2 separate regions of the Mus musculus genome follow, and region 1 is linked to region 2. The links are chromatin loops, found by intact Hi-C in ENCODE. Cell type or tissue: left cerebral cortex. All regions are shown on one strand. Each heading gives the region's core, and the rest is flanking DNA. Links, peaks and the distances in the headings are about the cores only.

Region 1 (6,575 bases), core at 1,576-6,575, 300 kb after region 2:
TTCTGTGACATTTAAGGAGACGGTCACATTTGTGTGCAATGGCTCTTTTGTGTGCGGAAAAATCTAGCATCTCAACCCAACCTACAACAATCCTAAGAGCCACCAGAGCTGCCAAGGTCGACTCTGATCAGTGGGGTTGAACAAGGTGGCTTTGATTCTTTTTCTCTTCATCTTCTTCTCACTTATGTGAGGGTGATCCCTTAACATGATACAGAGAACACTCTACCACCTCAGAGTCTACTTCCAGGACATTCCATCTGCAGTAGTCATACTCTCCGTTCTCCTTAGCCAGGACTCCTGAAGGTGACAGTGATCACACAGCCACTCAGGACGTGGCCTCAGCTCTCCTCTTGCTTTCAAGCTCTCTGGGGGGAAAAGGCATGTCCAATGTCAGGGAAAGGACACAGCCTCCAGGTGCAGCCTAAGGATGAGGCCAAGGCCTTCCCTGAGTGTACCCAACCCCAGACCTTCTTCACACAGTCCCTTAGCATCTTAGCAAGCCCTGCAGACTGCATCTGCTTGTGCTTGCTCCCTCCCAAGCCCCCGGCCTCCACCTTAGAGCCTCAGGCATCTCTTTCTTGGGCCACCATGGCTCCTGGCCTCTGGGCAGCTTATTCTCTGCATTGTGGCTGAAATGTCTTTTGAATCATTGAGTCTTCTACTTCTGAAATCTGTTATTGTTTTTTTTTTCCTCTCAAATTAGCTGTCTTTTGATTCACAGCAGTTTGCTTATGTGATGTGTAGTTGCCCTTCCATATTTCTCAAGGATACTAAATAAGTGGATTTAAGCCTTTCTGCTCTGATCAGAGTATTAGCCGCCCTCTCAGTCATAAACTCACTCTTTGCAGAGTCTGCTGATACCTGTTTGGATATCATCCTCTCATGTTTGTGTGCTAACCTCCGCATTTGGTCTCTGCCATGAAATCCTGGCTGTACTTTAGCAAGCCTATGGGGAGGGAGGAAAAGCCATTGCTTCAGTTGCATGGGGGAGGGATATCAACCAAGCCACCACGAAGGCAGCTCACTGTTCCATTTGCTTTGTGGGAGGGGATTACTGGGGATTGAGTCCAGGTCCCCACCTACAGTAAGCAAGCTCTCTGTCACTTAGTCATCTACCTGTACTGGCTGCTCATCTCTCCTAGGTGCTTTTCTCCGGGATCCAATCTGTCCACATACCCAAGGTTCATGCTGAAGGGGTCCATCTAAAAGCAGGAATATCCCTACCTGGCCTGAAACCGCCTCCCTGATCATGCAAAGCAAAGGGCATCTTCAGAGGCACCTTCTTCTTCATTGTCTGGATCATAAAAGTTCATTAGCTATTTGCTAGCTTGCAAAAGACCTCCCCCGCCTGAACCAAAGTCTGTGAAGCAGAGGCTGGGTCTGTCTGGACCACCCACTTGTACCTGGTTCTTACCATTGCACTTGACACATTTACTTCAAGAAATAGTTATTGAACAATGTCTTGTTTTTGCTTTTACATCAGACTTCTTTCTAAAGAAAGGATTCTTAGCTAAACACAGATAACAGCTGCAAAATAGGGTATGCCATCAGATGGGAGCAAGGGACTTGCTTCTCCTTGGAGTCTGTGGGGTGGAGGAACAGCAGGGCTTCCTTGGCACAACCCCCTTTCCCTGCTTCTGGGAAAATTACCTCTCTGTCGCTGGCCTCCTGTCCTGGCTCAGGAGTCTGACTTCACCTTCCTGAAAGCAGGAGTTTGGTTTTTTTTTTTTTTTCCTTCTAAATTCTGCTGCCTGCTGCCAGCAGAGAGAGAGAGAGAGAGAGAGAGAGAGAGAGAGAGAGAGAGAGAGAGAGAGAGGTGGAGCCTGCAGAGGCTGCTGCTGGACCATCCGATGCCGTTCAAGGAGACAGTCACATTAGTCACTGGGTCCTGGGGTCTCAGCGAGCAGTATATGCAAAGATGAAGAGGGAGAGGGCTTCGTGCTGCACCATCTTTGAGTCATCCCTGGGTGTCAGCACTCCCACCCCACCCCTGAGCATGACTGTGTCATCTGCAGCCATCTGCCCAGCCTCTCAACAGTGGTGCCAGCTGTAGTAGCTAAGAGGACCTCCCCCAAAAGAGGATGCTACTGAGGCTGAAGAGGAGGGGCCTTTAACCATTTTAGCCCCTCCCCTACTGTTTTATAAGTAAAGAAACTAGGCCACAGCTGAGATGACTGGCCCAAGGTCACCCCAGTAAAAATAGGGGAGCTGGGACCAGAATGAAGGGCTCCTAATACCCAAAGGTACTGGGACCGCATCAAGGAATGCTCCTTCTCTTTCATCTTGTCTCTGCTTCATCTTGTCCTCTAGACTCTTCTCGCCATTCTAGCCCTGTGTGGCCCAGCCTCAAGGACACCCCTGCCCCACTCCCGTGCAAGCTGCATCTTCCTGCTTGGTTCTAAAGGTCTTGCTGACTTCTGGTTATATGGTACTGGCCTAAACAATGCTCCCTGAATGGTTGCAAGCAGAGTGTGGAAGCCACATCTGGGGTGGGGGTGGGGAGGTGGTGGAAGCTGCATCTGGGGTGTGAGTGTGGGCATAGGGGGGCACGGAGCAAGAACTGGCTGTAGCCAGGATGTATGCTGACCAAGGCTGAGGACACTCATTTCCTTCCCAAGAGACTGAGTTTGACTTTCAGAGCCCAGAGCAATGCCCTGGGATGAGAGGCATCCCCAGACCCCTCCCTGGGCAATGGCTACTTTAACAAGCCCACACTGCCTTGGCCTTTGTACTTCCAGCCTCGTCCTCACTGCTGTCAAGTCTCCTCTTTTACTTTGATCCTCTCAACAGACTGTCATTCCCTTTTTAAGAGATGTCACCATAGTTGGCATCACTTGAGTCCTCTACCAAGCACACTCGCTTATTTCTCTGTCTCTTGGTCCTCCCAGGGGTCACTTTGGGCAGAATTGTGTCCAGGACCTGTCATCTCTGGTTCTGAAAGCTTGGCTGGCTGGAATCTGACCACCTGAGCCAGAAACCTGGTGCAAAGAGGAGGATGGGAGGCACCGGTAATGGTTTAAAGGCCAACCTGCAGTTAAGTAGGGTTTGGGGAGTGGGTAAACAAACGGCAGCTTGGTTATGTCACAGTCAGGTTATGCTCTGACATAGGGGTGCCTGGGAAACCTGGTCTGAAGGCCTACACGGCTGAACTGAGAACTGAGGACTGCAGAGCCCAGTCCTTCCGAGAGCATTCTCTAGAGTGTGATCCATGGGACACTGGGTCTATGATACACTCTGGCAATAAACGGTTCAGAGATCAGCCAAGTTTGGCACTCACAGCTCCCTGCAAATCTGTGCGTCCCTCTTGCCAGTCTGTCCCAGTACCCTTGGCTCTGACCCATCAGGCAGTAAGAAACATGAACAACAACCACTCTATGTCTGCTGACCTTAAAGCCTGGCAGATACCTGGGCCTTGTCAGGCCAAGAAGGCTCTGTAGAGGTGTCTCCTTATGTCCCCAAGATCAGGGCTCAGGGACTCCCGGTTTTGCTTTGGATTTTGTCTCCTCTTATTTGAATTTCTGGAGAGAAAACAAACAAACCAAACCAAACAAACAAAAAAATACCTTCAAAACCAAAAACTAACTAGTTAGAGCCCAGAGAAGAGCTGGCCAATGAAAGGCAGAGTTGGAGCATTACAGCATCAGCGAGACCGCCCATTGGCCGGCCTGCCCTGAGGAGATGCGGCTTCCCGCCCCTCCACGCGGTGCGGAGTCCGTGCGGGCAGCTCTGTGTGCGCGCCCCAAGATGCCCGGCGCGCGCCCCTGGCCTCCAGCCGGGAGCTCTGGGTATTTGCGCGCGGCCCAGCGAGCCTTAGACAGCCGCAGGATGGCAGCGGAGTCCGCGCTCACCAGTGGAGGCTGCGGGGACGCGTGGCGCTGGGCTTCTCTGCATTGGGGAGGCGGCCTGCAGAGCCCAGGACTTCCAAGGACTGCAGAGCGGCAGGACTTGGTCCCTGCGCCCATCGTTGTGTTGTGGCTGGGTGCGTTTCCTGTCCGCTTTTTAGCGTTACTTTAACCACCATCTCTGAATTGTGCTGGGCATATTGTTTCTGGAATGAGGGCTGCATTCCCAGTTCCCTCGTTACTAGATAAGACTAACTTGGCAGCCAAGGGCTTTCTGGCAGATGTCTGCTATAATCCCAGCCTTCCAGAGGCTGAGTCAGGAGGACTGCTGTGGGTTCAAGACCAACAAAATGAGACCTTGTTACCGCCTCCCCCGCCCCCCCTCGCCAAATCACAACAAAAATAAAGTCAGGGAAAACGAGTGTGTGTGTGTGTGTGTGTGTGTGTGTGTGTGTGTCTGTTTGCCACAGGGAACTAGTTATGTTATTGTGGGGCTGGCACTTCTGAAATCTGTGTACTCAGCGAAGGGTTAATGGAACTACTCAGGAGTTGGCAGGCAGGGTTTCCCTGCATTTTTTAATGGTCCCAACTGACTGGACTAGGCCCACTCATTTACCCTGTGGAGGGAGAAACACTACAGAATTATCTTAATTGAACGTGAGGGAAACACCATAGCTGAATCATATTCCCTCTGACCCTCAGGATCCCAGAATGTGACTATTTCAACAAATCTGTCAGGAGACCTAGAGACACACAGCAGCACTGGGGTGTGTGGGGGGTGGGGTGGGGTGGGGTGGGATGGAATGGAATGGAATGGAGGTGGGGTGGTTAGGTGTGTTACATGGGCAGAGTCAGCTAGCTGATGGGAGAGGTCTCTGAGAAACCAACTGGCTCTGCTCTGGCCTCTTGACTTCTAGTCCTCTGCAAAGGAGGAAAATATTTCTGTTGTCTAAGCTGTACTAGCCAGTGGCACTCTGTATGGCCCTAGATACCCAGATACAATACTGACACAAGCTCAGTCATTGCCGTGGTGTTTGTGTCTAGACTGCATGACAGGAGCCGTTTATCCATCTTTGGCAACTGCATAGGTTTTCATGCTATGCCAAAGGGCTTAGGTTTGAGATCTATCCATGCTGGGGGACCATGCAAGCATGTGCATGTGCTTGTGTGTGTGTGTGTGTGTGTGTGTGTGTGTGTGTGTGTGTGTGTGAGACATAGACTGGCGGGGAAAACTGAGGTCTTAGTCTGTCTTCTTTCTCATTCATTTTGTTAGTTAGCATATAGAATAAGTCACCGTATGGCCTTTGCATCCAGGTGCATCATGTTTGCAGTGCTCTGACTCCTAACATAACAGCTGTCCCCTCATCAGAGCAGCTTTGACTGCTTACAGGAGACCCTCAAGATCCAGCCTGTTGACTATTGGCATTCTCTGTGGAAGAAAGGGTTAGAGATTCCAGTCTCTCCCTCCTGCACCTCCTAGTCATTTGTATGTAATTCTGCCTTAAATGTTTGCAGCCTTGTGGTCTTGGGGACCTTAGAACGTATACCCTGTGAACAGTTAGCTGAAAGGGTTTCATCTGTGATTCCATGTATGCAGCTATAAAGTCACCACCATGTCAAGGTGAGATTTTTCTAGGAGCATAGCTACCCTGGAGTTCTCCATACTCCTGAAATAACTCCTTATCAATGTTCTATAAGTAACATTCCAGGTTAGAGGATTATCCCCCAAGTAGGTGAAATTGTTGATATTCTATAAGAGGGCATATATGTGTGTGTGTAAATATACATATATGTATATATATGTATGTGTGCATATATATATATAATAGATCTGTGAGTAGTGACTGTGGTGCTTATGAAAACGGTCCTTTCAGATACCTAGTGTCCTAGTGTGGGCATTTATGCTATATATATTATCAAGCAGAGGGAGGAGAGACTTAGGAACAACTTCGATATATATATACCTGCTTATGAAAGAAACTGTGTTTGTCTGAGGTTAGGCTCTTCTTGAAATCTAGTTTCATCACCTTCCGAGCAAATGATACATTTTCATTCATCTTTGTGGTTGAATAAAACTCCCTTGTGTATATGTACCACAGCTTTATCCATTAATCTGCTGACCGTCATATAGGCTGATTATGAATGGTGCTCTAGTAAACTTGGCTGAGCAGGTATCTCTGTGGTACGCTGTTAAGATCAAATCTGGCTTTTAGAAAGATCTCTCTTGAAGCAGTGCTCTGTGAAGGAGAGAAAGTACCCTGAAGGAGCAAGCTGTCACCAGGCCCAGGGGTCAGGTGGCTACTCCTGCGAGAGGCCAGTGGAAGGAAGATGCTGTCAACCCAAGTAAAGAAGGTGACTGAGCGCTCTTTTGAGGGCAGCCCTGGTACAGGTCAAGCAAGGCATTCTTTTTTTATGCATGTTGAATTCGACTTTCCTGGAACATTCCAGAGGGATCACACTGGGGCCATTTGTTATATAGTGTCAAGTCCAAGTTGGGTTATAAGCAAAGATTTCCATATCTTTACTCATCCAGAATTAGGAGCCAGTAATCTTCCCACCATATTTGCCGTGTCAGTCCCAAATTTCCCAAACATCTGTGGCCATTTCTCCCCACTCCTTTCCTGCCTCCTTCCCTCCTCTTCCTTCTTTCTTCTTAAAAATATAATAGTGTGTGTGTGTGTGTGTGTGTGTGTGTGTGTGTATGCATGCCACAGAATGTGTATAGAGAGCAAA
Region 2 (8,363 bases), core at 1,720-6,719:
CCTGGCCAGAAAACCTCCGTGGAAAACCTCTGGTACCCAGGCCCACAGCTAGCCTGGAGGTCAGATATGTATCTGCCTTTGCATCACAAGTGTTGAGATTAAAGTCATGGGCTACCAAGCCCAGCAAAGATAACTTCCATAAAGTTATTATATCCAACTTAAACTTTTGTGTATGTCTAGTACCTGGCACAGAGCTCTATGGAAGCTCTGGAATACACATTCAACCTTTTTCTATTTTCCACCTTATTTTATTTTGTATGTATAGGGATGCATGTGTATCGGATGCACATGGAAAACAGAAGACAACTTTGGATACTTGGTTTTTTTCCGTCATGTGGATTCGGGGGATTAGATTTAAATTTTATCTGTTGAGCTATCTGGTCAGGCCCATCCAACCTTACATTAGTTGATGATATTGATTTAGCTATAAGGACCTGGTCAGCTTGTTTGAAGGGCTGTGACTTCTGGATTCCTGTGCTGATTGCCTCACTATTTGGTGTCTGTTGGATGGAGATCGCAATGGAGTCATGATTTAACCTCCTTGATTTCTGTTTCCATGTCTATGAAAGTTGAGATAATAAACCAATATTTATTTCTTAAAGGTCTTATAAATCAAAGGTGTTTGTATATATAAATGCTTGAAATTGGGGAGCATAGCGCCTGTTGGTAAAATATCACCATTGTCTTTGTCTTCATCATCTTCATCATCATCTTCCTCCTCTGGGCTTCGGAGTTTCTCCAAGAATCGGAAACATGAATGGGGTTGGGTTAAAAAGTTTTTAGATGACTTATACCTTTGTTTTTGTGGATCTGTGGTATTTAGATAGTATTTTGATGATTATAGATTTTTTTTAAACTTTGGACAATTATCACAAGAGAATAATGAGTTCTGTTTCAAGACATTCATTTTCTCATTAATGTTGTCACCCTCAGAATTGTATTAGCTGGAATGTTTGTTGATGCCGTAGTGACCAGCCAGTTTTGCTGAGAGACAGAGTTTAAACACATAACGACAATATGTTAGCCAAGCGGCATCTGATGGCATCTTCTTAGCCTTTTGCAGAAGGCCTATGTGAGTCTCAACCCTGAACTTTTGGTGGCATGTTAGACAAAACCAGGTAATCTTATTTTTAAGCACTAGGATGTCATCCAAGTCCTTTATGTCAGCAGTAACAAAGCCTGTGATGCACTGAGTGCCATTTCTTATCCTGTACTGCAAAATAATCTCTCAAATGTGAGGAAATTAAATATGTGTAGTACAGGATCAGCTTAAGATTTCAGGTGTGCTCATTAGAGCAGTTCTCTCTTGATTTGTGATAGAGAAAAAAAAGCCATCTAATGAAATCAAAGGAGGGTTTGTAAAGAACTATTGTTACCTTATTAAAGGAATGCAAGTCCTTTTCATATTCTCATCAAGTGCTTTGTATTTTAAGAAGGAGCTGTTTAAAGAGAATCCATAATACTATAGAAAGGACATCATTTTCTGAAGTACAGTTTGACTAGAAATCTTTAGATCTATCTCAAAGAGCCATTCATTCATAAAATGGAATGCCTCCATCCCAAGTGTAAGGGCTTGATCTTCATATCCTGGGTCTGTGGAAGAAGTTGTGGAGTCTGCATAGTCAGCAATCTACTTCATTTCCTAACAGTTAACGGATTATTCAGACTGCTCACAGGAGTAGCATTCCTAGGATGCTCCGGGCAGTCTCCAGTCATGCATAGGACAATGGTGGTAACATAAGAGTAATGTGATAATTTCATTTGTCTTTGTAAGGTACTGTGTGTACCTTGCCTATTTGATTGATCAGGTTAGGGGATTCTTTGTTTGGAATTTGTACCTATAAATGTCGGTGGGTGTATTTCCTGGCATTTTGCAGCCTCGAGCCTCCACTTCCAATCATTGACTAACAGGAGACATTGGGAAATCTCTTGCCAGCCTCTTTGCTGGATAGTTACCATTTCTGGGTCCTTGAAAAGTGCTCAGTGAGTCCACTAGAGATCATGTCAGGCCCCATCACTGTCACCATCACTAGGACTATTTCTGGTCTTCCGTGGCAGACTCCAGCCAGAGGCTCAGCTGTGTCCTCTGTTATTTCCCTCCTTTGTTTATTATGCCTAGCCTTCCTAGGGTGCTGTTGCACACAGAGCAGTACTAACTACCATTCCACCCAGGGTCCCTGCAGCTCACAGCAGCTCATGGTGGGGTGTTCTGCCCCCCATGGTGGACTCCCACTGGCACTGGCTCATGTGACTCCAGGATGGGCTATTAGTAGCTAATCCCCCATGGCTTTCTCCATAGACCATTACTCACAGACAAGACCCCTCATGCCCCTCTACTCCAACACACACCATGCAGGAACCCACCTGCTAATTGGTATTCTTGCAACTCACAGACCATTTGTCAGCCTGTGGAACTTGATCATCAAGAATATTCTTTCTATACACTGGTATCCTATCATAGAGCCAGGTTTCTGTCAGTCATGCTGGCTCACTTTGAGGATAAACTGATGATACTTCATGAAGCAAGCCAGAGGGGATGGGATAATGTATGTGCTTCTAAATAGGGTATGGTTCCGGTAACCAGAGGTTTTATAATACCCCCCCCCAAAGGGAACTGGATTCTGTATTCTACCTCTCTGAGTCTGTTCACAGGATATGATTCTATTCAGTGTTGTACTGCAGAGCTCAGTAACTAAGTCAGTAACTGAGTCAGATATAGATCGGATTCTTTTGTCACTTGTCAACTATATGGTATTATACTAGATATTTATCTCTTTAGTCTCATCTTTCCTTGATTCAATTTTAATTCATTCTTTGATTTCTACTTTTGTTTTAATTTTCTGCGTATGGTGTTTTGGCTACGTATATGTAAGTGTCCAGCATCTGTGCCCAGTGCTTGTTGAAATCAGAAGAGGGGACCCAATCCCCTGGAACAGGAGTTTGGTCATGTTAGATACCATGTGGGTGCTGGGAATTGAAGCTGGGTCCTTTTAGGAGCTGGCAGTGTCCTTTAACACAGACTCATCTCTCAAACCCCTATTCTTTGTTGTTTTGTTTTGTTTTGTTTCGTTTTGAGACAGGATCTCGCTGGCCTGAAACTCTGTAGATCAGGTTGGCCTCAAACTCAGGTTAGACTGAAGTTTACCATCAGAGAATTGGACTGAAGGCCATGCTAGCACTCCTGGCCTGTCTATTAATTCTTAATTAATTTCTAATTTTATTCATGGGAGATATTGACATTAACCTTGAGTTGTAAATATTAAGAATGTTATCTGTAGCTCTCAGAGTAGTTTGTGACATGGAATTTGAATCCACCGTGCATTAAACTTTAGTTAGACTATTATCTATTGTATTGTGGTCATTTTTTTTAGGCATTATGGAAGGAATTAATTTCAGAAGCACAATTTCTGAATCATTTTCTTTAGAGTGAATTTGAACTCAGAGCTGAGCTAGTATTTTAAGTTGTAAATGTAGATTGCCTTCATTTGTTTAAGAGGATTAGAAGTAATATTTAGTGTATTTTTCTCTGAAATTTTATTTTTATGATAATTAGGTTCTTAGAGATTCAGAAGTGAAATGTTTCTGTACTGTTTATTTTGTACAGCGCTGTGTAAATACAAATTTGTGTTTGTTCAAACTAAATTTGAAAGTAAAGTCTAAAACTACGGTTATGACTTTAAATCTAAAATAACAAGTTTTTTCTTTTGACCTGAGTGTTCTAAAACATGTACTAATCAGTGAGCTCGTGTAGACATGAGAGACTGTGAGTGCAAAGGCAGATTCATTTTTTCTTTTTTAATTCTTTAATTTGTGCTTATGATACGCAATCAGCACTCTGAATTTTCCCAAGCTCTTTCTCGAGCTGTTTCTAATAATAGCCAAGGTACTGGTGAGTGGCTGTGTAGAAGACTGTTCTATTTACAGCAGCCTCATTGTTGTTATCTGGATCTCTCTTGTTCCTCTTGCTGATCAGTAAGTGCCTTTTAAGTTAGAGTTTTCTAAGAGTGCATTGTAACAGAAGTGAACCTCAGCGGGAGGTTTCCAAACTGGAGAGCCTTACCTAGACACAGCAGCAGAGGGCGCTCGGTCCCTCTTTTCACGATAACAGAGCCTATAGCAACCATCTCTCTTTTGAGCAGCTAAGCAGGAATTGTTCATATTAATTAAGTTTTTCGAAGATCTTGTTCTGTGATCTGGAGCTAGGTGCCTTAGAGTAAAATAGGTCTTATTTCAGTCTTGGGAAAACGGAGTAAAACAGGGAATTTCCTGAAACTCTGCAGGAGGAATAAAAACGCATATACTAATGAGTGAGATTTCAATGAAACTCAGTGAATCCTTCTCTTTCCTTTCCATAGTCTGGCTAATGCGCAAAACATCCATTTTCTTAAGAAGACCCAAATGAAAACCCCAGGAATTTGCATTTCCTCTTGAATAGTTTCCTTAATGAAAGGTGTTTGAGACATAGGGTTTAAACAAATCAGTGACTTGAAACATTGTGGCACCTACTTGAAATTTAAACCTTTTTATTAGATAGCTAGTGCCTCTTTGCTTTTAGCCAACAAAGACCCGTAAGAAAAAGAAAATGAAAAAATAAATAGCATTTCTGGACCCCTATTGCCTAGTGCAGGCGGATTATATTCCCTGTGATCTTGTTCGCTCATATTATGTGGTGATTAGAGCCAGGCTTCAATCAGCTGAAAGATTCCCCAAGGCAGGGTCTTGTCCCACCAGTGCACATGGCATGCCCCGTCTGACACCAGGGCAACTTGAGAATTGAGCCAGAGATGCTGCAGTTTGGTGTAGCAGATGCACACTGGTGGTTGCCATGGAGATTGCTAATACTGCTGAAACTCAAAGAAAGGGCACTTGCCACAGCTCAGGAGCCTGTGTGAAAGTGAGTGAAAAGCAAGTGGAATTCAGAATAGGGCCTCAGCTACTTGTCCCACATGGAGTTTTAATTTCCTTTCCTTTCCTCTTCCTTTTTCAGAATCTAGATTGAAAACAGGGCAAGTCATAAGGCAGGCTGGAGCCCTCGGAGCTCTCTGCAGCCTGACATATCCTTGGGATAAGTGTATATTAACAAGCAGGCATGACTAATAGGATTGGGGTTGGGGGCTGGGCTGGCGTGTGGCAATCCTTCTGGAGCCTCTGGTCTGCTTGTCACTGGGGCTTACTAGGCACCTTGGGATTTGTCTGCAGCATATGTGCTGCTGTTAATGATTGAAAAATTACCACAACAATTAGTCACGGATCACTGAAGGCAGGGCCCCAAATGTGATGGACAATGTGATTAAATCCATGTATGTGACAATTAACTCTCCTGCAGGTTTATCCATCCAGGGAACGTGCCCTAGGGGTGAGAGCAGAGTGGGTTGAGACGATGGGGAAGCGTGGTGTTAGAAAGGAATAGGGGAGGTGAACGCCACAGACGAGACTGATGCAGCTGGCACTATTGGTTTTTAATCTGATCCGGAATTAATCACGGTTTGATTAATCCTGGCTTTATTGCACCTTTCTATTGCCCATTTATTTATTTCTGCCTCAATTTGATGGAGGTGTGACTGATTAAATTCTGCTCATTCCATGTTTTTGAATTTTTTAAATTTGGCTCTCCATTGAACACAGTGTTCTAGGTGGTCCAAAGTCCAATTATCTTGTAAGAGCTTAACAGGCACCAGACACAGCATGTCGTGAATCCCCCCATGTATCACAGCTGAGTGACTCAGAATAAATATTTGTTTGTTCAGTAATCTGCCAAGCAAAAGAAGCCTGTGATGTCAATATGCTTGGTTATTTGGAAGAAATAAGATTCCCCACCTCCCAACTTTGGTAATAAGAGTAACACAAACCAAGAAAATTTTGTGCAGAAAGGAAGAAAAATATTTGTATGAACTTATCTTCAAATACATTTTTGTAGCATAACAAGGTCAAGTTATGCTTGTCACTTATAGCTGTGGCTGTACATTGCTTTTTAAACCACATGCTCTGTTCTTTCTTTAGATGATTCTTTGTTATCCATGTTGCTTATGAAACACTGCACTGTAATAATGCCTAGGAGGCTGTGACACAGAGCAGCCCAAGCAGAGCCTGTTGCTTTGTTGTACCTCCGGGGCCTGGGATGTGCTGTGTTGCTTTGTATCTCCTGGGCCTCAGATGTGCTGCTGGGTGGCAGGTGGCTTGCCCCATTCAGAAGACATGGGAAATTACATGGTCTACTTATGGTGTTGCTTCATTTTTCTAATAGAATTTGGGAGAACAATTTTTATACCCCCTACCTCCCACCCCAGACTCTATTGGGTTGTCTTCTTATCTGCATTTTAGCATGACCTAACCACATATGTAAACTAGAACATTTGTTTGTGGTGTGGGCCATAGTAACTTCCAGCACAGTAGACTCAAAGACAAAAATCAGCCCAAGAAGAGTCTTGCTGCTCTGTGAGAGCTCAGAGAAATATTGTGTCATTGATAGTACCACTGATTTGAGCACCAAAAAAGAGTGTCAGCCTGCCTGCAGATGGATGATAGGGAAGCCCAGAACCTCTGTCTTCCGCTGGTTAGCCCACCCAATGCTCCCCTGTAGCCAGCCTCGTATGAAGACTGGAAAGCTCTTCCTCAGGAACTGGCATTCTCTTCTACTGCACTCCATTCTGGAACCAATGTTCCAGCTCGGTAGTCACCGATAGCAGTTCATCTGTCCTTCTGTCCATTTAATTGGGAATGTAATGACCAGGACTGACAGCCAGTCTCTGTCCATTTGCTTGTTTGTCCAAGTGTTATTTCAGTTGTTTATTATTTACCAGCTGGTTTGCCATGAGTGAAGCAGTGCGCCTAGCACATACAGTGGACATGAAAATGGGAAATATAGTATTTTGCTGCAGCCAGAGTACAGAGATAGATGAAGTAAAAGGAACTGTATTCAAAGTGGGAATTGGCAATTGCTATGGAAGCACACGAGATCAAAGACATAAATATTGCTGGCAGGAGACGTGACTTTTCCTTAGATTTTTTTGCAAGGTTTTCTGGTACAAGTCTTTGAATATTTTCTCAGTTCACTGATAGCAATGGCCAAAAGACTAGATTTTTCACCATTTCCTTACATGGTTTGAACTGGTTGACCAGGATGGAAGAGAAATGGACACTGGGCATGAGTAGTACAAGAATGTGGTGTGGTATGTTCAACCATGAGTTAAGGGGAACAAGAGTTGAACACGTGCAAGCATAGTGTGGATCCAGATAAGGAGGAATATTATGGCCTCAAGCAGTCTGGACTTTCATCTATGGGCAATGAATTGGATCACAGTAAAATGACATAGGAATGGCTATGTCATGAAGCATGGGCTTCCAGAAAGCTACTGGCACTTGGGGCCCACACAGTTCGTTTCTGACTTTTCTGTTCATCTTCCTTTATTCTTTTCTGGGTCCCAAGTGACTGATCTTGTTTCTCCCCATGTGGATAACACAACACTCTTATGGGGCTTAGCAGAGACACCTTTCTCTCTCTTTGTTCAGGTCAGAGAGAATCTTTCATTGCCCCAGATATCTTGATTTCATAGTTCCCCAGTTTTGTTTTATAATTTCCCTTTGGTGTTTGGGCGATGGTGTTCCTTTCTCTCATACAGGGGAGATTCTAATGGGTCAGGTGGAACTAGAGTAACTTCCCTTTTACCAGTGACTAGTTAAGTTACTAGTTAAGTGACTAGTTAAGTTACTAGTTAAGTGACTAGTTAAGTTACCATTGACTAGTTAAGTCACTTAATGACCCACAACTGGACCAATGAGAGATAAGAGGTTGTCAACCAGGGACTTCTGGGGAAAATTTCCTTACTTTGGAGAAAGTCACTGGGCAGGATATTTGTTCTTTTATTTTTTTGTGAGTTGAAGCAAACAAGACCTGTGTTGAGTCTGTTGCCTAGTTAAAGCCAGAACCTGGGAGAAGGTGGCCCTAGAAGAACTGCAAAGGGTAAGAGGGATTGCTTCCATCTCAAGGCTCTTTGTCAGATACCCTGTTGTTTGAGCAGAAAGCATTTTCTTGGTATTGCCTGCTTTATGTTCTTCATGAGATTAGCAACCTATAGGTTATCTTGTTGTACTACTTACTGTCACTCTTACTGGAATCTAAGTTTTATTTGGGCTAGATCTCGTCTGTCTTGTTGACTATCCAATCGATAAGTCCTAGTCAATATGAAGATATCAATGACTGACTAATAAAAATTTAATTGATGTATGTATGTCTAAATAAATGAATGAAGAGAATTGGGGAGGTGAATAGAATCTTTTATAAAATGCCATGCAGGTCCACCGCAGATGGATGGTGAAGAGCAGCTGCAGGTGCAGAGAAGTTATGACGAAGCAGTGAGAACATA

What was found. A loop is a pair of places that touch in the nucleus more often than their neighbours do. Peaks named below come from ENCODE experiments on the same cell type or tissue, not always from the same donor. Only the 100,000 strongest peaks of a DNase experiment are listed, where the experiment ranks them.
Region 1: it touches region 2 in a loop (3-fold over the local background); 2 of 42 quality-filtered maps call a loop at or near these places.

The regions. Positions count from the first base shown.
Region 1 is chr13:36,574,989-36,581,563 of GRCm38, forward strand. No RefSeq gene overlaps it. Among named protein-coding and RNA genes, the nearest start is that of Gm46409, 35 kb to the right of the region's middle. In left cerebral cortex, for the core only: a CTCF peak has its summit at 3,815; DNase peaks (open chromatin) are centred at 1,614, 1,983, 3,737 and 4,397; H3K4me3 peaks cover 710 bases; H3K27ac peaks cover 2,882 bases.
Region 2 is chr13:36,278,193-36,286,555 of GRCm38, forward strand. The region is part of intron 4 of Fars2 (phenylalanine-tRNA synthetase 2 (mitochondrial)); the gene reads left to right. Among named protein-coding and RNA genes, the nearest start is that of Gm40912, 75 kb to the left of the region's middle. In left cerebral cortex, for the core only: a CTCF peak has its summit at 4,071 (motif pointing right); DNase peaks (open chromatin) are centred at 4,071 and 4,815; H3K27ac peaks cover 265 bases.